Regions from separate parts of the Homo sapiens genome. Here regions 2 and 3 are each linked to region 1. Evidence: read pairs that join two places in POLR2A ChIA-PET (ENCODE). Cell type or tissue: GM12878. All regions are shown on one strand. Region 1 overlaps EPS8 (EGFR pathway substrate 8, signaling adaptor). Region 2 overlaps EPS8 (EGFR pathway substrate 8, signaling adaptor). Region 3 overlaps LOC105369677 (a long non-coding RNA gene).

Region 1 (8,000 bases):
ATCTAACAGTCCTGGAATATACAACTTTACCTAATAGAAAATAATTTTGTTTCAGTTAATGAAATTTATCTGTCAATAAAGAAATATTAAATAAGTGCCTATTAAGTGCTAGTACTAAATAATGAGAATACTCTAATTGACAAGATAGACAACATTCTTATCCTTGTGGACTGCGTGATGTTAGACACCTAAATGAAAAGAAGCATAAAAACTTAACAGAAGCATCAGGTTCTAGGTAAGGGCTCAAAAATCTGGAAAATAAAGGCTAATCTTTTTTGCTTTTCTCGCCCTCTTTCCTTAATATAGATTCACATTTTTTCCTATTCAAATGTAATGATATTCACATTTTGTATTGTTTTTCTACATATACTGGTACTGTGGATTTATAAAATAAGTCTATTTCCAAATTACATGTATTTTACAATGATTCCACAAAGGAACGTTGGCTATTTATGAGCTTTGGGGAAAATTACAGTATATCAGTACTCCCTTTGAAAGATTTTAAACTATTAAGGTCAATTTAAGATCAGACCAGACAAGTGTGGTTTGTGTCATTTTTATATACGGTATTCAGTATTTTTTCCTGCAAGCTTTTGGGAGTGAAGAAGCCATTATTCATAAAATGAATTCATATGTAACACCTTAGGCTGATCGTAAAGTGTTAAACCTTAGAGATGGGGAAAATTCTATTGTCTTGAATTTTGAATGTGGGTAACTTTAAGACTGCCATATGAATTGCCAAGTTGCAAAATTGTTTTTGCATTTCACTTGCAAGCAAGGAAAATGTGGACTCCTTCTTTAGTGGGGCCAAGCGCATTCTAACACACCTCTCAAATTACACACCACTGAAATGATACTCACAATGGGTTTGGCTCATATGTTTCTAGTTAGCTACTATGAATGAAAGATTCATAACTATCTGTTTCAAAAAACTTCCTTATTTGCACTGCAGGGAGCTTAATTGTTTGGTAGCAGGGTCAAGAATTGCTTTTAAATACTAAGCATGCATGGATTGGGCCATTATACACTGAACTAAAAAAAAGATTTCTGTGCACAAAGAAGGCTTTAGATAAATATTTGTCAAATCATTGATTACTTTGTTGGCTGTGGAAGAATAAAAGTCCCTGAGTTTTCCCACCCTGTTGGTAATTTGGACCAAATATTTTGGTCACTATTTTTTATATATATATATATTTATATATTTATATGTTTAAAATATATATATGTGTGTATATATATTTTATATGTATGTATGTATATTTATATTTATATATGTATATATATTTTATATGTGTACATATATATTTATATGTGTATATATATATATATGTATATGTATAACAAACCTGTAACCTTTCCCTTACCTTGCCTATTGAGCATTGTAGAATACAGGATAACAGGGAGGAAGAAGTCATTCATACTTACTAGACAGATGGTTGGCGTCCCTGTGGCAACCTTGTGATCTAATAATTTTCCAAGTTCTGTCTACCTAACTGAAGAGTAATAGCTGTTTACTGTTTGCTTAAATAACACTAGGCCTGTATGCAAGTTGCAGGGGGGGTGGGGTGAAGGAGGGGGGTAGATATATAAATTCATCTCTGCAGTTTTATCAAATCTGTAAAAGAGGTGTAGCATACAGGCACCTCTTTTCCAAAAGAAAAAATTCATTAGTTCCTCATTTTGGTTATTCCTTCTTATTCGTGGCTCAAGCAAACCATTACCAGAGAATCTTTTTTTTTTAATTGATGACACGCTAAAAATTAGTTATTTTTGAAGAATTTTTTTCAAAGGTAGTATTTGAATATATTGGTAAAAGATGGTGGAATTATTTTCCTGCTTTTCTGCAGTAAATTAGTTTGTACACTTCTGGTGACATTTGCTCGACTATCCAAAGAAGATGAGGCTGTTAAAGAAATTTTAACAAATATTTATGAATGCATGAAATTGATTATGTTTATTAAAGTCACAAAAAATTTCTAGCCTTTATTATAAATTTTATAAATTGCTACTGCAAAAATGAGAGAGAATTATAGTTACCAATGTGAATTACTTTTGTTTGGTCAGACATTGACTTCCCCTGATTGCCACCTTGTCACTCTGTTTACTAGACACAGATAGGAACTTCTTTCTTCTTCCTATGATATGCATTTGATTCATGTCATATGCTGTCAAAATAATGTTGTCCTGAGATTATTTGCTGGAATGATAAAACTGATGCAGACTATGTCAGCTAGACTTGTTAATATCACATTATTCTTTCTAATAAGTACTTGTACTTAGAATACTTACTTGCTTCTGCTGCATCATGTCTCTCTTCTTATCCCCAATGCTTTTTTTTTTTCTTAAATCTCTCTCCATAGTCTCTTGAAGGGGCTGATAAACACAGTTCTAAAATATTTCATGTATCTATCTCCCTTTAACACATAATTTGGTCCTGTGCATATGTTTAATACCAGGGTATCCCCATTCATTTCCTCCTTCTTCTGAGGATGATTGAAATTTTGTGGCTTCATGATTGCCTTCTAATTTTCAACTTGACTTAAACCAGAGCATAGTAAAAGAACCATTAATAATCACAATTAATAACATTAGAATGTAATTTTAATAATTCAGGCCTCTATTGCAAAATGTATTATGGAGTCAGTTTAAAATGTGATTCTTCTCTCTCTTATATGTACCTATGTCCAAGTGTGTATATAGTAAGCTCTTGGAGTTCAGGTGTGTCTTGGTGAGGTATTCTGCATATATGGAACATAGTCTCTTAACATCCTTTTGCTGCTGCCTTATTTCTGTCTTGTTTCCACCTAAGATTCTTGAAGAGAAGCTTAATGTCTATGGTTTCCTCTTCACTTCTCCTACATCAGCGAGCCCACTGTGGTCTGATGCTGAGCTTATGTCTGTAGGTCATCTGCCATCTTCTAAAAGCTAAACCAAAAGGAAAATGTTTAGTTTTTACTTGATTTTGCTGTAGCATTTACCTGTAAACTCTTTGAGGACATAAACTGTGTCTCGTTCACTATGAATTTTTACCATTTAGGGTTTCTGGTACTTTGTAGACCCGTCTATTTGCTGAATGAATGTATGTTTGTAATGATTTTTGCCTTCTTTTAAATAAAAAGAATATTCTCTTCCTTTGGCTCCTGTGGTGGTGCTGTTCTTTCCTGGTTAACATCTACCTCTGCTTTGTTACCCATCTACACTTAGATGTTGATTCAGAAGCTCTGCTACTTGGGATGGAATAGGTATCCAAAATTCTTCCTAAGTGAAACTCTCAAGTAAGTTCTAGCACCATCTGTTGGCAGCAGTGAGAGCCAATGCTTTATTTATTTATTTATTTATTTTGTGCCTCAGTTCATGGTTTTGTGTATTCTCAGAACACTCACAAGTTGAAAAGTTTCTGGATTTTCTGGAATTATTTTCTTAGCCTTCATCTCATTTCATGTTACAGCCTAAGTTTCATTCTCTTTCTAGGGAACCTCAGTGTTTCGTTTAGAACAGTTACTCTCAGTTCTTCAGGTGATGCCTTTCTTGGGAACTCTAACTCTATTTATGACTGAAGCTGAATATCACACAGGCCCCTCAGACTTCACATTTCCCAAAATTAATTTCTTGCTTTTACTCTGGCCCCCTCATCTCTTTCTGTCTCTCTACTTGGAGTGACTTTTATCCAAATGACAACCTTAGAAATCTGAATTTTTCCTGGACTCTTTTTCTTACCCACCTTTCTGCCCCACCTATATGTCAACAGTCATTAAATCTTTTTGAGTCAGCAAATGGCTGATAGAGCACTCTCCTCTTCCGTCTCTCACTGCTAATCATGTTAACTACCTTGCTTAAAACTCTTCAGTGGTTCCCCATATGCTCATTAGGGTGGTACAAATGAAGACTACGGGCGCCCGCCACTATGCCCTGCTAATTTTTTGTATTTTTAGTAGAGACGGGGTTTCACCGCATTAGCCAGGATGGTCTCGATCTCCTGACCTCGTGATCCACCCACCTCGGCCTCCCAAAGTGCTGTGATTACAGGCATGAGCCACCGCCCCCGGCCTTCCCCTTTCTTTTGTATTGAAATTAGCTCTCAATACTGCCACAAAGAATTCTTTGTAATGAGTTAGCCACAAAAATAGTTCAGTTCTAGGAAGAATTTCTTTTCTTTTTCTTTTCTTTTTTTTTTTAAGAGACAGTCTTGTTCTGTTACCCAGGCTGGAGTGCAGTGCAATCCTACGGAGAATTTCTAGCCCATTAGAAGAACACATCCATGACCCCCCTTCTCCTTTACCTGCCATATGCAACTGATTGCCAGATTTTGCTGCTTTCACATTAAAGTTAACCCTCGCCTTTGCCCCTTCTGTTCAGTTTTTCACTGTTTCAAGGCTATATGACCATTTTCTTAAGCTATTCCCTCCTGAATGTCTCTGTATCTGCCTCTGTCCTACTTCAATTCATGTTAATTACTACTTTCAGATCAGTCTTGCTAAAGCTGAGTTCAGATGATGTCAGTCCATTGCTTTAAAAACTGCTAACAAAGGTTTCCTTTTCAGGCTTTTCACAACCTGGTGACTTTCTTTAATTTTAGCCTCACTACCCGCTTTCCTATAAATTACTCATTAGCCAAAGTGAGGTACTATACACTTTCATCTGTATACTTCAGTTTTCCCAGTCTGTGCTTCAGTGTCCCTCTTGTCTATATTTGGAATAACTTTTTAATTTATCTCTATATACAAATCGAATCCATCAGTTAAGGTCTACTTTATCTGCCATTGTAGAATAATCTACCTTCTTTGGTACCTCTCCCACTTAATATTTTTTTTCTCAGGATCGCCTAGGCACTTATTTTCTTTCGTGAACTGTAATTTATATACATGTGTGTTACCTGATACCAGGTATCAAGCTCCTCTAAGGTAGGCTCCATATCTGATTTTTACTTTTGGACAGGCCTTAAAGCCTGGAGTGGTGCTTTTGTGTGATAGACGCTCAATGTGTATTGGTTAAATGATGAAATAAATGAATTTTTTCTTGCATCTTTCATCATGAGATTTGTGCCAGTAACATCCCAACTCTCAATATGAAAAGGAAAAAAATACTGACCACAGTTTTTACTGAGCCTAAATTGAAATATTCTGAAAAAGCTTAATCATGGTGACAATCAGAATGTACTCTGTTATTTAGGATAAACCCTTCTGGCAAACATGCCTGTTTTTCAGGTTCCCATTCTTTTAAATGTGGGCTATGATTATGCTCTTTAACATCTCACAGATTTAATAAGTAAACCATTGTTTTAAAGTATTATAACTTTTTCCACAAAAAACTGAGCTCTTAGAATAAAAAGCCAACAAAGATGATATTTTTTCAGTCTGACTCTTTTCTATCCTTTCCCCTCATTAGAGCACAATTTTCAAGATTTTTGTATTATGAGTAAGACAGTGAGAGCTTTTTGATATTTCATGAACTAAACCCAAAAGGGCCTACAAAAACACGCTTTAGCACATTGTTTTTACCAAATCCTACTGTAATTATAAATATTTTTAATAGTATGAATAATGTTATTTTTTCCCTTCCTTTCTTTTTCCCTTTCCCTTCTTCTTCTTTTTTTTTTTTTTTTGAGACAGGGTCTCGCTCTGTCATGCAGGCTGGAGTGCAGTGGTGTGATCATAGCTCACTGCAGCCTCGAGCTCCTAGGCTCAAGTGATCCTTAAGTCATGGGTGGGTGGATCACTTGAGTCCAGGAGTTTGAGACCAATGTGGGCAACATGACAAAACCCTATCTCTACAAAAAATACAGAAATTAGCCATGGTGGCATGTGCCTGTAGTCCCAGCTACTTGAGAGGCTGATATGAGAGGATTACTTGAGCCTGGGAGTTTGAGGCTGCAATGAGCCAAGATCATGCCACTACACTGCAGCATGGGTGAAAGAGCGAGACCCTAGTCTCAAAAAAGAAAAAAAAAAACCTAATTAAAAAAACATGAAAATTACAAATAATTGTGGCACTGGAACTATTTTGGGTATTATTCAACTGCTAAGAATAAAATCAGCATAACTGCAGAATACATCTGAGAAATAATAAAACATGACTTTGGTCAGAAAGTTCAGGAAATTTTTGTACTGTGTCCAATTTATTTTGCTCTGTGATCAGATTCTCGTGAATGCTAGTGTTAGACAAAAGACTGAAAATAGAGTTACTATATAGAGATGTTCATTGTTTGGGGAGAAATTCAATAGAGTCTTGAATATTCTCGTGATGTGCAGAATAATTATATAGAGATTATTTTAAATCATAAATACATCTTATATCTTAACATCTTAAATGTTTTGCTTTCCAGATATACTCAAGATATTTCTGTGAAAATGTTTTTTCTTAATATTTGCCAACAAGAGCGTCTTATATTTGTGTAATTTTTCCAAAGTTGAGTAATAACTGTAATGCTAGTTTGCTTATTTTTCATAAAACTCTGAGTGATTTTCTTTAATATATCCTTGAAAATGCATTTTTCATTTATTTTTTCTTATTCTTGTTGTATGTATATATCAAGTGTGGCATTTATTTTGAGAGTCTTGATAAAATTGGCAAAAGTAGAGTTACAATTTTATGTTAATAATGAAAGAATGACATATAATATTTGCCTGATTGTATCTCTTATTTTTTGTGTGCTTTTTGTTAAGCATATGTCAATTTATTTTGCCAACATTATTCTATAGACAGAGAACTCCTGTTTTTTTCTTTCAGGTTAGTTCATGTGATCCTGGTTAATGGAACATAAAGTGAGATTTTATGGGTGACAGGGAGAGAGATGAGGCTTGACTTGGGGGCATATGGGAAAAGAAGGGGGCTGTCTGTTCACAAAGATTTAAATATCTGATAAGAACTGTTTGCCAGCGCAATTATGAATAAGTGTATTTGTGCCTAATTTTTATTTTTTAAAAGCTCAGGTGATTATAATTTCATCTGTAAAATGTTGAAAGTATAGTCTGATTAAAATAATATATAAGAAATGGTTTTGGTTCTTTTTGAATCAAAAGGTGTGTAAACCTGGAGAATCTGCAGAGTGCCAGACCTCTGCTTTTGTCTTTTCTTAGTATTGTATCATGTTTTCCTTGATATTAATCTTAAGATGACTTCATATATGTCAATATTGTTTAATGTTAGCCATCCACCTATTTGGGATAGGAAAAAAAGTTTTTCCCTGTGTAGATTTGTGTGGATTGCCGAATCACTACTATGTTGGAGGGAGATTATTTTGCTTGAGAGTAATATTGAAAAAGCTCCTATTTTCTCCCTTCAAAAAAACTGGCTTCTGAAAATTCCGTGACTTAATGTATCAAGAACCCAACTCCTCAAGTGATGTTCTTATTAATTAATATTTAGTAAATACTACACACCCAACTTAGGGTAATTTGTTGGGGAACTTATCTCACTACCTCTGCTCTTAAAATTCTTTTTTTTTTTTTTTTTTTTTTTTTTGAGATGGAGTCTCTTGCAGGCTAGAGTGCAGTGGCGTAATCTCAGCTCACTGCAACCTCTGCCTCTTGGTTTCAAGTGACTCTCCTGCCTCAGCCTCTCGAGTAGCTGGGATTACAGGTGCCCGCCACCACGCCCGGCTAATTTTTGTATTTTTAGTAGAGAAAGGGTTTCACCATATCGGCCAGGCTGGTCTTGAACTCCTGACCTCGTGATCCACCCGCCTTGGCCTCCCAAAGTGCTGGGATTACAAACGTGAGCCACCGTGCCCAGCCTTAAAATTCTTAAATCTCATTTCCCTCCTTTTATTATTATTCAATAGTTAACTGTATAAGCCAGAACAGTTTTTTTAAAAATTGGATATCTCCCAGATTTCTTCCAACTCTAATATTCTGTAAGTCTTTGGTTTTTACTTAGGTTAATTCTTAACTGCAATGGAAGAAAAGCATAATTCCAGTTTCTAAGGTAATACTTAACATTTCTTTACATTATTCTAAATTGAATGGAAAACTTTATTTGTAAAATAACAACCAAAAATATCT
Region 2 (8,000 bases), 96 kb after region 1:
GTCTAATAGTTATGAATTGTAGATCTAGAGAATGTATTCAATAAATATTTTGTCATTAATATGTGTACAGAACAGGACCAAAAATATATGATCCCTGACTTTAAGGGACTTAAAGTCTGGAGAATAACTTGAAGATAACAGAAAAAGATTTTTTGGATAAGAATAAAATAATTCAGTCTTTCATTTCTAGACAGATATTTATTAAGTGCAGTATTTATTAAGTATGCTATGCCATGATCTTCATAGTCTTTATTTCTATGTGCTTTCATTCATTTCAAAGATGACTAAGAGAAGGCTGTTGCCTATGTGCCATTTTGGTGCAATAGACTAGTAAACACATTGTTATAATAAAGGGCTAAATGTGCTTAGATAGTAGTGTGTAGGAGGTGCACTGGTGAGGGTTGATCAGAAAGGATTTAATAGAGGAATTGAGCCTTGAGCTGAGCTGTGAAAGTTATATTGTGTTCTTCAGCATTTCAGGGGTCGGAGGATGCTACAGACAGTATGAAACCCTTTTAAGCAGGACTATCAATGCTGTGAAGGTGGCCCATATTTGTCTTGTTCACTTCAGGATTCCCTGTGCTTACTGGCATAGTGGCTAGTATATAATTTATGCTCAGAAAATACTTGCAGAATGAGTGTAATGAATTAATCAGATGCAAGCAATTTGGTGTTAACTGGAGAGTGCATAGTGGTGCATTGGGAAATAAGACTGAAAAAATGAACGTAGACCACATTGGGAAGAATTATACTAAGGAATTTAGGCATTGTTTACAATGAATGAGCAGCCTTTGATGTTTTTTACTCAGGATAGTAATAGGTCAGATTTGTTCTGGCTCACTCTGGTAGTAATATTGAGGATGAATTTGATGAATATGGATGGAAATAAGTGAATCAGAGATTTAAGTAATATGGCAAATTAGACACCTAATAGTAGCCTAAAGACTTTTAATAAGGAGAAAGAGTATTAATCCTGTCAGAAATACCACAGATCTAAAATCTAATTTCAGAGAGCTAAGAAAGAAATAAGAATAGAAAATAGAACTCACCTGTAAATTTTAATGTTTATGTTGTATTAGAAGCAACTTTGTAAAATCTTAGATCCAAGGAATGAAAAATCTTACTTTTTTTTTTTTTTTTTTTTTTGGAGACAGAGTCTCACTCTGTTGCCCAAGCTAGAGTGCATTGGTGCAATCTCGGCTCACTGCAGCCTCCGCCTCCAGGGTTCAAGCGATTCTCTTGCCTCAGCCTCCAGAGTAGCAGGGACTATAGGTGCATGCCACCACGCCCAGCTAATTTTTTCATTTTTAGTAGAGACAGGGTTGCTTACACCTGTGATCCCAGCACTTTGGGAGGCCAAGGCAGATGGATTACCTCAGGTCAGGAGTTTGAGACCAGCCTAGAAAATCTTTAGCTTTTAAGCAGTTAATTTTTATTTTCCCCCTTTTACATATAAAGCAAAGTGAGGCCCCCTTTTCAAGTTAGATGATTATCAAAGTCACATAACTTTAAACTTGATACCACTGTAACAATTTTGTATACTGTAATGAAAATGAGCAGTGTATAGGTACAATGAGATAGAAATAAATGGATTGAAAGGGGCAAATCCAAGAAGCATTTATAGGGAAGAGAGAAGTCTTAGCAATGGATTGGGCTTAGAAGTAAGATGGCTTTAAATTGCAGATGTGGTTTCTTTCCTCTTTGTTTCTAATACCCACCACTGTCTCTCAACACACTGCACAAAGACATACACACAGTACCTTCCCTCTGAGAGTTCTCAGAAAATGCCTATGGAATGAATGGACAGATGGATGGATGACAAGGGAGAAATATGTTCATGTTTTGAAGATAGCTTTGCAATAAACAGATTCTAGTTGAAGTTTTTTTTTAGGTAGCTTTGGGAGTGTTTAGCATCCCAGTCTGCATAGTTTTAACTTATGTATAGCATCTGTTATCACATGCTAGAAGTATGCATGATATAACAACATGGAAAAGAGACAGGCTTGAGATCCGGCCACATGGGAAAAAGCAGCCCTAAATATTCAGAAGGGAGATGAATCTGAATGATTTGGTGTAAAGGTAAGGAATGCAGCCCCCGAGTTTCACAGCGCATAAGCTAATGTGCACACACATGATCCTTTGTCACCAAGAAGAGATTATATGTATCTTCAAAACATGAACATATTTCTCCCTTGTCATTCATCCATCTGTCCATTCATTCCACAGGCATTTTCTGAGAACTCTCAGAGGGAGGGCACTATGTGTGTGTTTTGTGTGGTGTGTTGAGAGACAGTGGTGGGTATTAGACACAAAGAAGAAAGAAACCACATCTGCAACTTAAACAGTGTGTGCTGGCAGTGTCTCTTCTTAACTGGAAAGTTAGTAAAGAAGAGATTTATGATATAATTTGTTTTCTCACAGTTGATGCATCTTATGTAAAATTTATCCTTTTACAATTTTAAACGAGTTGAAATCATGTTCCAAGAATTAATTTGCCTTCATGGGTGGTACATGAACATCTTTGTAATAGGAGGATACTGTTTTGTGCACTGGAACATGAATGTTCACACTGTTTTTTACGCACTGACCACAGTCTAGATACTCTGTCTGAAGTTTCATGCAGAGTTTTTCATGAGAACACTTTTCAGGTCTGACACTATAGTGGGCCTCCTGGGTTGCTTCTACTGAATGTGCTCGGAAAGGCAGCAGGGGTTTTGGAGGCCAGAGGATCTGAATCATGGTACTGCTACCAAATGGCTGCTGTCTTTCACAAATGATTGGCCCCAGTTTCCTCATTTATAAAATAAAAATGATAATAATTCTGTGGTAAGTTTATATGAGAAAACAGAAGTAATGACGCCATCATGGGAATGGGGAGTGGTACTGGAGAGTCACTTTCTGTCCTGGGTCCTCAGATTCATCAAGATTCTCAAATGTAATATTTTGATATTACCTCCAAATGATGTTAGACAATTAATTATAGTGATATTTTGACAGAATCAAGAGGTGACTTTCATTATATATTTTAAAACTTATATTCCATATGTCACTCCCTATAATGCTCTAGAAATATTTTTTATAAGTGGTATAATTGTATTGTGAACTATGCTTGTATATGACAATAAATTTGCTTATTTGAGGACATATTAATTTATTCAAGGAAAATGGTGAAAATATGCTGCCATTTTAATAACTTGATTTTGCCATTTTTAAATTACCATACAAGAAATTTCTGAGCCAGCATGTGAAAGACTCTGCATCATTATTGTCACTGACACCGTAACACTTACTTAGGAAGATAAATATTAATTTCTCTCTCCTCCAGTTATAACAGTAACATTTTACTTAGCTACTGTTATCAGAATACTGGAAATTTTATATTTTTTTCCAACTAGGCTGTTTGTCAAAGCCTTTAAGCACTAAAATTTAAAATTGTTTTTAAGGGAAATAATTGTAAAGTATATTAAATATTCCCTTCGCTTGGGTGTGGCAGCTGTAATCTCTTCTTGGGGACAAAGGATCATGCATATGCACATTAGCTTATGCACTGTGAAACTCAGGGACTGCACTCCTTACCTTTACACCAAATCATTCAGATTCATCTCCTTTTTGAATATTTAGGGCTGCTTTTTCCATGTGACTGGGTCTCAAGCCTGTCCCTTTTCCATGTTGTTATAACACGTGAGCTTCTAGCATGGCTTCTGGTATCTGTAGGCTGGGAAACTAGATAAAAAATGTTCTTAGTGAATAGGTTCTAAGTGGGGACTTGAGAGTCTTTTTTTTTTTTTTTTTTTTTTTTTTGAGATGGAGTCTTGCCCTGTCGCCCAGGCTGGAGTGCAGTGGCGCAATCTCGGCTCACTCCTGGGTTCACGCCATTCTCCTGTCTCAGCCTCCTGAGTAGCTGGGACTACAGGCGCCCGCCACCACGCCTGGCTAATTTTTTTGTATTTTTAATAGAGACGGGGTTTCACCGTGTTAGCCAGGATGGTCTCGATCTCCTGACCTTGAGATCTGCCCGCCTCCGTCTCCCAAAGTGCTGGGATTACAGGCGTGAGCCACCACGCCCAGCCGAGAGAGTCTTTTCCACTAGAGTCTGTATGTTAAAATATGCACGTGTTAATGTATAGACATGGTGGCATCTCTAACAAACGCTCAGAGGACTTCATTTATTTAAGTGTGGGTATTATTCTATGTTCTGAATAGATAGACTTTCCAGAAAGCTAACTTCTCTTTAAATTAGATATTGCTTAATTTGGAATGTGATCATTTCATAAATTACCAACTGCTTAAAGTCATTTTATCTCTAGAAAACTCATTTCATTGAATTACCAATTAGTAATATTTTGTTGTCATTACCAACACCTACAGTTAACTTTGAGATTTTATTATTGGGAGGACAAATAATATTGGGTCAGTATGATAGAAAGGTACTCTTTTAAGTCTCATTTTATTTTTATTTTTTGAGATAGGGTCTCGCTCTGTTGCCCAGGCTGGAGTGCCGTGGCACAGTCTCAGCTGACTGCAATCTCCACATCCTAGTTCAAGTAATTCTCCTGCCTCAGCCTCCTGAGTAGCTGAGATTATAGGCGTGTGCCACCACACCTGGCTAATTTTGGTATTTTTAGTGGAGACAGCCTTTCGCCATGTTGGCCAGGCTGGTCTTGAACTCCTGACCTCAAGTGATCTGCCTGCCTGGGCCTCCCAAGTACTGGGATTACAGGTGTGAGCCACCATGCCTGGCCTTAAGTCTTATTTTAACCTTAAGTTTAAACTGCTCTGTGATGTTAACAAGTAGGAAAATATATTTCTGTTTTTCTATCTTTGTATTTTCTTCTCAAGGAGGTGTTGGTAAGAATTGAGTATAAGTAACCTATAAACTGCATGGTGAATTTCTGTATAATTGGGTTTACTATAAACTTTAGTTCTACACAGTGCTTGATTCAACTCTTTTGTAGCAGTGTTCCTGAATTTTTCTTAACACATATCCATTCCATATGTTGTCCTTTTCATACCTAGCTTTCTTTCTCTTCTTGTCTATCTCCTGATCTTGGTTTGGAGCTAGTCTCTCTGTTTAATTTTTATAATTAAAGCCCAAGCAATTTTTTACACATTCAAGTAGTACTTAAGAGTTAAAACCTGTTTCTCTTTTGCCCATCCTTATTTACAGTGTGTATTTTACTTAAAGAAAACATTGAAATCTTTTTTTTTAACAGAACAAATTTTTTTTTGAAATTCTTAAGATGTAAATGGCTTCTAATTCATTAAATAGTATCAGGAAATTGAGCTAAATGTTTGAGTCAAAAGTTCAGCTTGATAGAATGTGGCAGAACAGTTGACTCAAAAAGACAGTTCGGCAGTTTTCCCAACTTAGCTGAAAATTTTAAAAGTCCTTTTTACCTCATGGAATCAGCCATTTTAATAATTTGTTGAACAGGCCAATAAAATTAGTTCTTAATGTAGTTTTAAAGAAATGATTTTATTTTTCATAATGGTATGTTGGTTCGGATACTCATTTGTCAAGCTGTGATTGTAGTTGCCTGATATTGAGAGCTTGTAATTATCACTCAGTGCTCCTCACTGATTCCCATTAAGCACCTCTCCCCTATGGAATAGATATACTTAGACACTAAGCTAGTGGGAAAGGAATTCTCCCTTACTGTGGTTGAAAGTTTTTGTAAGTATAAAGTAATATGAGTTCTAGCCCATTGTTTTATTTAGAGAGAGGAATACTCAGCAGCTGCTTTTATGTTACTTTTTTCTTGTTAATGGCCAAATCCTTACTCTCTAAGGAACATTTTTGTTTTTAGAGAAAGAGAAAAAAAATTCTAAATATTAGCTGTATCTTTGAATATTAGCCGTTTCAAATGTTATATTATGCATAAACAGCAATGCATGTGAAAGGGAATTAAGTGTAAATACCAACACCTGGATGCTTTTTATACTTGTAGTTCAACTAATTAACAAATTAAATGAAACCTAAATTTAGTATTTCTGATCTGGGAGTTGAATATCAATTTTTGCAATAGTGTATGATAAAATTGTATGTAAATATTTTTCATCGTTGGTTACTGAATTCATGTAATTCTGTCTGTTTGGAGTTGTACATTCTGGACCATGACATAAAAGCTAATAGACAAAATAGTGAAACACAACCAGTGGTTCTATAGCCAAGTAAGTTTCATCCTACCTCTAATTGATTCTGAGCGAGAAAGAGAGGCAGGGGCCAGAATAGGAGGGGAAATAGACTTAGTCTTATGTTAGGAGTTGAGCAGCTTGTACTACTAGAAACCTAAAACCCTACTGCCATGTTTATTCATGAATTTATTATTTAATATACCATTTGACGATATTTACATTCTTAATTTGGAAAGGAAAATGTTCTGCTTGAAGAGATAGTATATAGTAGATGAGTTGCACACTGTTTTATAAAGTTCATTCCAACATGCAGCCAAGGATGAGAACCACTGTTAGCAAAAGTGGTGAATTTCATTAGAGGATTCATCTTGAGTAGTGTTGAGAGATTTTAGTTAGGCTTTTTATACTGTTTTAAGGCTTTGGTGAGATTTCTAGCTTAGGAGCCTAATTACTATTTATACCAGTTCTTGTGAATACATGTGATTCTCATAAAAAAGAAATGTATTATAATTGCCTTTTAGGAAATGTCTTTCAAAATTGCCTATTAAAATGTTAATATTAACCTTTATGGATTGACTTAAAAATCACTGGAACTACTAGTTTATTTATAAGTCCATTTATGGCATTTATACATTTTTAGGATCTTTAAAAGGTAGTTTCTTATACAACTTATTTATTGTACAACATAGAGAAAGCAGCTTAGGAATTCCTAAAGTGGATTCTTAATTTGGAATATTAGAAATGACACCATATCTTCTAGGCACTCAGAGTGATCGGTTAATGTCATACTGTTTAAAATGCTATCAGATAGTTTTTCTTCTCATTTCTGTAAATTATGTTTCTGTGGGATTGGGAAACTATGGGTTAGGAAATCAAGAGGTCAGGGATAAATTCTTAATACTTCATAATGAGAATATCTAAATAGAAACACACAGTATTTCAGATCTTCAACTGTTGTATTTGCCAATAAATTACCTGAAAGACAAAGCATTTGAACATCCAGGAGCTGCCATATCATGACTGGGTGTCATGGCAACCACTGCCATTTCTTTTCTGTCCTAAGGTCAGATCAAAGCAAGCCGAGCCCTCCTGCTCTGAATCTATCGTGGACAGTTGTGTTAGAATATGGTGAACCAGTGACTCTGAAATAGTGATTATTTCTAGATGTGGTTTTGTGAAATATATTCCTGAATTATATATTGTATTACAAGAGTCATAACGGCTGTCACAGGGACAATTATCGATGTGTTAATATCTCACACTGATTAATCCTCAACAACTAATCAGAAAAATCACAGTCGCTCACTTTTTAAAAATATGTAGAATACAGTCATGTAAGTGAAGGTTTATGTTTTGTTATATTGGGAGAGAAAATTTTAGGTGAAACCAGATCTTTCTTTTTGATGACATTATTTTGGTAGGACCAGATGGATCATACTTCCTCAGGTCATCATCCAAACAAAAAAAGAAAGGTAGCACAGAGTGAATTTTGTAGTGCATCTGTTTTTATTAAGTAATTTTAATGCTGCAAAAGCAAAAATGGAGTGTATTGGAATATCAGAGTAATATTGATACAAGGACATGGAGATTTTAATCTAAATTTTAAAAGTAAATATAAATGAAATTCATATGTGTTGTAAAATGAAAATTTATTAAGTTTTCTTAAAATTCTGTGTTAATGTTCTGAGTCTGCATATGTATATATGCACTTTATATTTTTGTACTTGCTCAGCTTTTATGTTCAGCAGAACTTTCCAAACAACTTATCTATTATAGAATATCTATACTAACTAAAAGAAATAGGTTTACATTTACAAAAAAATAGGTTGTTGGGAAAGCTAAGGTATATCTATATGTCAGAATGT
Region 3 (8,000 bases), 1.0 Mb before region 1:
AGGTCCACTCCAGACAATCTCCTTTTTGCCCTGTAACAACAGAGTGACAGGAGTGGTATCTCCTCATATTACTGGTTCCACCCATGCTCAAAGAGGAGAGTATTATGCAAGGGTAAGCGTCACTGGGTATCATCTTAGAATTCTGTCTACCGCATACCTCTTCCTCACTCTTAGCTGATGATTTTACTCCTTAATTCTTTAATTAAAAAAATAAGCACTATGAAGGAAGGAAACTTTATTGTTTTACTAGCGAGTCTACCAACGTACCTTCATTTAACCCCCTCTGTACTTTGCCTTCAGACCTGTAGCTATGGCTGAATTGCTCATTAAGCCCATCTCCTGTTTATTGGATCTTATTCCAGTTTACCTACTCAAAATTTCAGTTATTCTATAATAATTGTCTCTGTTTTCTTCTGTGTCATCTCTTTTATTCCCTCCTTGAATTAAATGATTTCTATCTACATATAAACAGTCAATAATAGAACCATCTAAAACAAAATAGAACCATCTAAAACAAAACTCTTTTTGTGGATTCACATCCCCTTCCAAGCATGAGCCCATTTCTCCACTGCCCATTAGAGCAAAAATCACTATTCTTAATTATCTTAACTTACTCACCTACCCTTTTCTCTACAGTTTACTTGAATTAGGTTCTTTCAACACTTTTAATGAAGGCAATAACAAAATCCATTTGCCAAATAATCCATCCTCAGCATTCATCTTACATGAACTCAGTAGAATTTGTCACAGTGGATCACTTCCTTCTTCTTGAAACATTTTCACCTCCTGGGTTTCTGAACCCTATTTGTCTTGGCTTTCCTCAATGTGGTTTCTTCAGTATCCTTTGTGAATCTTCCTTCTTGTCCAGATCTCTAAATACTACAGTACTCCTCATGTATCAGTTATATGTTGCTACAATAATGCTCATTGAATACCATTCTAAAACTCAGACTCAATAATCAATAAACAGTTATATCTCACTTACCTGTAGGGTTTAGTTGATCTCTAAGACTGCACTCAGCTGGGCTCACTCATGCACCTGTGGGTTGACCTTGTATCTACCTTCCCCCTTCTGGGATCAGAGGGGCTAGCCCAGGCATATCTTCTCATGGTAAGGGCAGAGTATAAGGAGCATGAGCAGAAATGTACAACCCTCTGCTTGCATAACTTGGCAATGTCAAAGCAAGTTGCAACTCTAAGCTCAGAGTTAGGATGGAAGGGTCCCACAAAATACATGGTGAAGATTGTGTATAGGAGAAGGGATGATGATCTGAGATCTTTAATGCAACCAATCAGTTACAGTGAGGCTCACTCTTTGTGTCTCTTTTTCTTCTTTGCCTATACTAACCATTTAGGTGATTTCATCTAATCCCATTCCCTTAAGTATCAACTCAACTGTTGACTTCCAATATAAATTTAAATCTCCATCTCTGAGCTCTACTCTCAACTCCAGACTAACTTATCTAATATTTACTTGACAGCTCACTCCAATTGCACATCTGTCTAATAGATACCTATATCTAAAATGTATGTCCAAAACAAACACTTGATTTTTCTTCCTTAACTTGCCCCTACTTCATTGTTCTCCATCTGTATTTGTAATATCATCTTTAACTACTTGCTCAGGCTAAAAAATGTGGAGTTATTCCTGACTTCTCCCTCTAATGTATTTACAAGCAATCTACGAACAAACCTTTTGGCTCTGCTTTCAAAATGTATCCCTTATCTGATTATTTCTTACCAGCTCCACTGCAACCACATATCCCAAGCCCCTTCTTGTCTCATCTAATGACAGTCATGCCTATCCAAGCTGCTTCCACTCTTGTCCCACTACAGATTTTCTTCCACATATAAATCAATATGTTTTTGAAACACAAAATATATACAACCTCAAGTGGTAACCTTTCATTCACACCCAGAATAAATGGCAAAGTCCAGAAAGGCCTAGAAAAACCCTTTGCAATCTGGGCTTGGCCTAACTTTCCAAAATTATATCTGATCCTTCTTTCTCTTACTAATTCCATTTTATCTACAATAATATCCTTATTTCTTTTCTAAATCAGTAAAAATATACTTGAACCTTATCGTCTTTGATTAGAACTCTTCTTTGAGATAAACACATGAGCTCTTCCCTGCCTTCACTGATATTTCTATTTAAATGCCATCTCCACAGACAGATCTTTCCTGTCTATGCCATCCTAACTAGAAATGCCTTTATTCTCCATTCTTTTATTTTGCTTTGTATTTATCTATAGATCTATAGTGAGGTAATGTAGGTACTACTACCTCATAGAATGCTGCTTATTTGTATATTTAATGTCTATGTCCTATAATAGAATGAAGGCCTCATAATAGCAGCCACTTCTGTTTTATTCACTGCTATATTCCCTACAAACAGAACAGTCTTTGATACCTGAAGAGTACTCAAAAAATATTTATTGAATTTTGAATGCTAAATAATTTAGATAACATCGAACTAATGATCCTTTTCAATCTGCAGGGCATCTCTACAACCTTTCTAAACCCTCTTATTTACACTATTGATCATGTTGGTTGTAACAATAATATGTAATTATTAAAGATTAATTACAAACCATAATTAAGGGATAATGCACTTATAAACATTCTACTATAAAGACATTTCTATATATTTCTAATGAAATTGCTGGGTTATAAGACGTGTGCATTCTCAGTTTTAGGACAATGCAAATTGCTTTCCAAGTGATCAACAAAGGAGTAGATACATGAAGTTTATCCATGCACAGGAACGTTGTTCAGTGTGAGAGTATATGCATTAATGCTATCTGCAGCAACGTAGATGAGTCTTGGAAAAGTTATGTTAGGTGAAATAAAGCAATCTTCTAAAGGCTATCTATAGCCAGTATTCATTATAATATGTTAATTTAGTTAACAAAACTAAGTAATCTCTTTCAGTGGTACACACATGTGTGATAAAGAATGATAAATATAAAATCCAGGGTAGTGTCTAACTAGTTGAGCTGGGGTAGAAAGCAGGGCAATGGGATGAGTGATGTACAGATAACTTCAATGCTATCAGCCATGTTTAGCTCCTAAGCTTTGTGGTGGATTAATGAGGGATTATTTTCTGCTTTATCACATATATATGTTAATCCTACTCTTTTACATATAGCAAGTATAGCATAATAGGTTAAAAATATATAACTTATCATCATTGAGTATAGAATTGTGCTAACCTGTCCACATTTAGTTTGTTATCAGCTTTTACAACCAATTAATGAATTTAAAAAAAATTAAAAAAGGAAAAAATCAAAGTGAAGGCAGAAGAACCAGATGTGAGAAGACCTACTCAATCATGCTTCACTTTTCCAAACCAAACTTCCATAGAAAAAATTTTGATATTAGGTGCAATGCCATCACAGGGCACAAAACAGGAAGATTTATTTGTAGGATTGTAAAATATGAGCCATATATATAAGAATGAAAGCTTCAGAAAAGTCATTGAACAATAAACTGTTCATATTCTCATCTCTTCTTCTTGTTCAAAGCTAAAAGATAGATACTATGTTTTGAAATATTTGCCATATATGGCCAGTAGCTGATATTATGTCTTCTGAAGCCATCAGAAAGCAGGGCAGGTTTTTATACAATTCATGTATACATGGAAGAATGAGTTCTCTGGTATCTTTAGCTCTCTTCTGGTCAAAAAAGTTCTGTGATTTGGAAAGTCCCAGGGCCACAGCAGCTTAAAATTAACCTGGTTTTGGGTTTGTGGGTGCTGACCAGCACCGAAAGTGCTGAAATGATAGAGAAAGCCTGATTTGACTACATTTCTTCAGCATTGTGGAGGAAAGGTCCTTGACAGTCCATGAAAAGACTTTCTATTATTATTATTTTATTACTATTCTTAGTCTCATTTCTCAGCATCAAAAATTTAGCTTAAGAAAGTCTTCAGATCTTGTAGAATGGCACCTGATTTGCATCTCGATTCAGTGCCACCAGCGCACGCTACGTTTCAGCACCGTCAGGCTCAGAAGCGGCTCTGCTATCTAAGCCATTTTTACATGTCCCTTGGCAGTGATTACGGAACCACACATACAGTACAGTGTAAATTAAACTAAGTGAAAAATTAACTTCCTGAAGAAAAACCACATGCTGTCCTCCTCCAAAATATGTGTTCGCCCTGACCTTTTGGAGGCATCAAGACGTCCCAGCCCTTTAACTTCATGAAAATCTCTTCAGATAGCTTACTCCGAGGGCAGATTTATGTCTGGAAAATTTGGAGTTGCTTACCAAAAGGATGAGAGTCATTTATTTTCCTGTTACTGGTCTGCCACATGAATGAGATAACATCAGCTAAAATATTCAGCAGAAGCTATTCCTGGTTTTTTCCCTTTCCCTCTTTGAGACCAGTTACCTATTTAACTCCATCCTGTCAATTAAACCAGAGAAAAAACGCAAAGAACTAATTAGGGAACTGTGTAATTTTAATTAGCTGTTTTGATAATTAAACTAATTAGTTCCCCTGTGTTTCCACAATATGTGGTGGACTGGTTTTGATATCACAGCTTCAGAGTTCCATTCCATTAGTTAATTAGTCACTTTTGCATTAGAAAGCTTTATTAATGGCCTTAATTTGCAGTTGAAATGAGAAATCTGCTGTCAATAATTTGGATAATTGCCTACTGTTTGATTATAAAGTACAAAAGTAGCAGCACACCATTACATATGCAAATCCCAAGGGTTATTTCCTGGATGCTTAGCTTTCTTGATCTACATTTCATCCTCTCTCGCTTTCTGTTTTTTCTTGACCCTGTTAGGGGGAAGAGAATCCAGCTTATTAAGAAAATGAAGGCCTGTTTTTTTCTTCCCCTTGTCCTGTACTGCATGTATGCTTGTGCCTGCAATTGTTAAAGTTATTGCTTGCTTTGTACCTAATTAGTGTCCTTGGAATTAAATGAACAGCTCTGTATACACCTCTAGCTCCTGCAGCCATGTTTGTGCATTGAATAATTGATTCTACTCTGCTAATCAGATAGGGACATAATGAGCCAGTTTAATTAAATGGGGATCTAACCTGGTGAACACTGGGAAAATATTTGCTCATTTACTTAGTAAAAGGCCACAGTTGCTTTTCATTGGATAGAAAGGAAGGTTATGGAAAGTAAAGTAGGCTCTCCAAGCAGAAACAGTTCACTGGTTGTCTACCACTACTTGAATAGCAAAAAGCTTTAGTTAGTTTGGGAGTGGGGGTGGGAAGAGTTTAATCAAAGGGCCAGAAGACGCTGAAACTGCTGACAGGTTCCCCATCTTCTCCCAAAGGTGTCAGCATCACTGCTCTGCTATCCTTTAAGAGGCAGATTTCCTGGTCGTACATGGTCTTTAGTGATTTGCAGGAAGAATTTCAACTCACTTCACTGCCAGTTGGTGCCCGTGTAACTGCATAAAGGTAAGATACAGTTGTAGTTTATCTTCTTGGCAAGTGACGGGACTTACTTGTTTGTTCTCCAAGGATCATGTGGACTTATGTTGAGGATTACTGCTAGAAACTAGAAACCAAATATCTAACTTGTGCAACCTTATTCCTGTGCTGTGAAAATAGACCAAGGCATGGGAGGAGTTATACAAATGTAAAGTTCTCTGAATTTTAAAAAGCTAACTTAGGACTTCAGGAATAACAGCTGATCATTTTCAAACTGCAAACTGACTGGAGGAATAATTGTGCTTTCACACAGGTGAAATCTTTGAAATGGGAAGATGATTATGTCTTTAAATGTAAAAGATTACCCACATCTTCAATGACAGCTTAAGTGAAACACACCGCATTCAATATAATCTGGAAAACCCAGCTCTAGTTCACTGCAGATGCGTACCATCTCCTGTAATTCTAATTGCACATCAGACTAAGTTTACCTGCAGGGATCAAGAAGTATGGCAAGGCCAATATAGCAACAACATGGTGCTCATCTGCTCTGGTGTACTAGGATGAAATAGCGTATTGACCCTGAATCTATACTCTGAGTAAAAGCAATTGTCATTCTGCCACTGTAACACCTTGTTGCCAGTGGCGATGTAATTAAAGCTGTGAGGACTCATTTTCCATTCTTATCTCTTAAGCTTCTCTGAATCAGAAACTGTTTGTCTGTGGTAACTGAGAAAACCTACTACAAGGCTACATGTTTATGTATGAATTTTTGGTAGCTTTTCCTTTTTTAGGGGCTGAAGTTATATGCATAATTACCTACATTCATCCAAATAATGTGTATATACAAATGTTGATGTGTATGTGTCTATACGCATATGCATGTGTATACTGTGTGTATATTTATATTTATGCACACAACCTCACAGATACAGATATATATATAAATACACACACACACACGCACAGAGTCTAAATTTTACTCACCCCCTTTTCTCCTCTATTAAAATTCCAAATGGCTAAGAGGATTTTCTCAATTTAGTCATACTTTTAATCTTCACTGAAATGAGTGATGACTTCTTATAATAAAAAGTTGACAGGCTTACATTGCGCACCGGTGGATTAGTTTCCCTTGGTGATGAGGTTTTCTTTTGTGCGCCGTGTGTCTGTTTGATGGAGGTTTAACAGAAAGCATTTTGGCAGAAATTGGATGCAGCAGGGATCATCTGGAGATGGCTGCTGTTCGATATTAACTGCACACAGCAACTTTTTTCTTCTTCCCTTTTTTTTTTTTTTTATTCTTCAGCCAGGTGACAGAGAGTGCCAAAACATTTTTCCTCTTGAAAGTAAATTTTTTTTTCTTTTTAAGAATAAAGTATATGCCCATTCTGCAAACACCTCAAAAATTTAATGTGCTTAGGCCGTTGTTTAATGTAAGCATGGTAAAAAGCTTTCTCTGCAAAGAGGTATTAATGCACAATTATCTGAAAGGTGTATTTCTAATAATCAAATACCTTTGATCATTCAGAAATTAGCACATAAACAGGAGTTGGTTCAATATTAGAATTAGATGTTTTACAGCAGATACATACTTGACACTTGCCTAAATTCAAAGAAAGAGGCTCGTGGGCCATGATTTGCATTATTTACTCGCCATCTTCACCCTCTTCTTGTAATTCCATTTTATTACTCATTGGAAGCCTTAAAAGTCTCATAATAGAGACTTGCCAGATGTCAAATGTGGTGGAACATGCTCCAAGCATATGTATATATTTCTACTTGTGAATATATGCACACAGAGCAAATAAATAACTGAAAAGACACATCTCATTCCACAGGAAAGCTCTGGCCAGGTGGGTGGGAGCTAATAACATTCACTAGCCCCTAAGCACTACATCCAATGATTCAATGCATGTTGATCTCTATCTGATATGAATGCACTAAACCTGCAATCTAGTATGCAGAACAAATGAATATTTCCTTTAATAAAGGGATATATCTGTGTGTATGTACATTTCATACATATTATGCTGTTCTGCCTAATAACAAATATTTATTGCTAAAAGAGTAATCTTACTTGGAAAATGTGAAATTTTAATTATTGCTTTAACTTTCCAATAATAAAGAAAACCTTAAGTCTGTTCATAGTGTTAAGTTCTTGGATCCTGGCAAAATGCTTATGATAAAGATAGGACAAGCCTAATCTGTACTTACCTCTGCTTCAGACAGCAGCAGTGACAATCCTGCCTGGCTTGTCAAGTTTCAAGAACTTGCAATCCTTAATTTAAACACTTGAGAGATCTATGGAGCCTGTCAGTCTGGTTAATTAAGCTCTGTCTTCTTTCACCCCTCCTCTCGACCAAAACAAAATCTGGCTTTAAAAAAAAAAATGCCACTTAAGACTTTATCTACTGATTAAGCAGATTCTAGTTTAAGTAGTATGATCTTAGAAGACTTAAGTGGAACAGTTTTTATTATTAAAGAGAACATACTTCCAAATCTTCACTGGGAAGTATATATAGGTCGGCTACAGTGTACTCCACTTTTTCTTTTTCAGAACTAATTTTTAAAAACTTTGGATAACCCAGAGCAAGAAATA

What was found. ChIA-PET counts read pairs that join two places held together with the same protein. Peaks named below come from ENCODE experiments on the same cell type or tissue, not always from the same donor. Only the 100,000 strongest peaks of a DNase experiment are listed, where the experiment ranks them.
Region 2: POLR2A ChIA-PET joins it to region 1 with 7 read pairs; 8 of 35 experiments call an interaction of 5 or more read pairs at or near these places.
Region 3: POLR2A ChIA-PET joins it to region 1 with 5 read pairs; 1 of 35 experiments calls an interaction of 5 or more read pairs at or near these places.

What each region holds. Positions count from the first base shown.
Region 1 is chr12:15,767,891-15,775,890 of GRCh38, reverse strand. All of the region lies in intron 1 of EPS8 (EGFR pathway substrate 8, signaling adaptor), which reads left to right. Among named protein-coding and RNA genes, the nearest start is that of EPS8, 17 kb to the left of the region's middle. In GM12878, a CTCF peak has its summit at 3,297 (motif pointing left); DNase peaks (open chromatin) are centred at 3,810 and 4,400.
Region 2 is chr12:15,672,061-15,680,060 of GRCh38, reverse strand. All of the region lies in intron 3 of EPS8 (EGFR pathway substrate 8, signaling adaptor), which reads left to right. Among named protein-coding and RNA genes, the nearest start is that of EPS8, 110 kb to the left of the region's middle. In GM12878, no CTCF peak of the experiment used is centred here; no DNase peak of the experiment used is centred here.
Region 3 is chr12:16,785,349-16,793,348 of GRCh38, reverse strand. It overlaps LOC105369677 (a long non-coding RNA gene), which reads left to right. Exons shown (of 6, transcript XR_931397.3): 6 at 5,302-5,428. Among named protein-coding and RNA genes, the nearest start is that of LMO3, 180 kb to the right of the region's middle. RefSeq lists an enhancer at 3,961-5,575. In GM12878, no CTCF peak of the experiment used is centred here; a DNase peak (open chromatin) is centred at 3,748.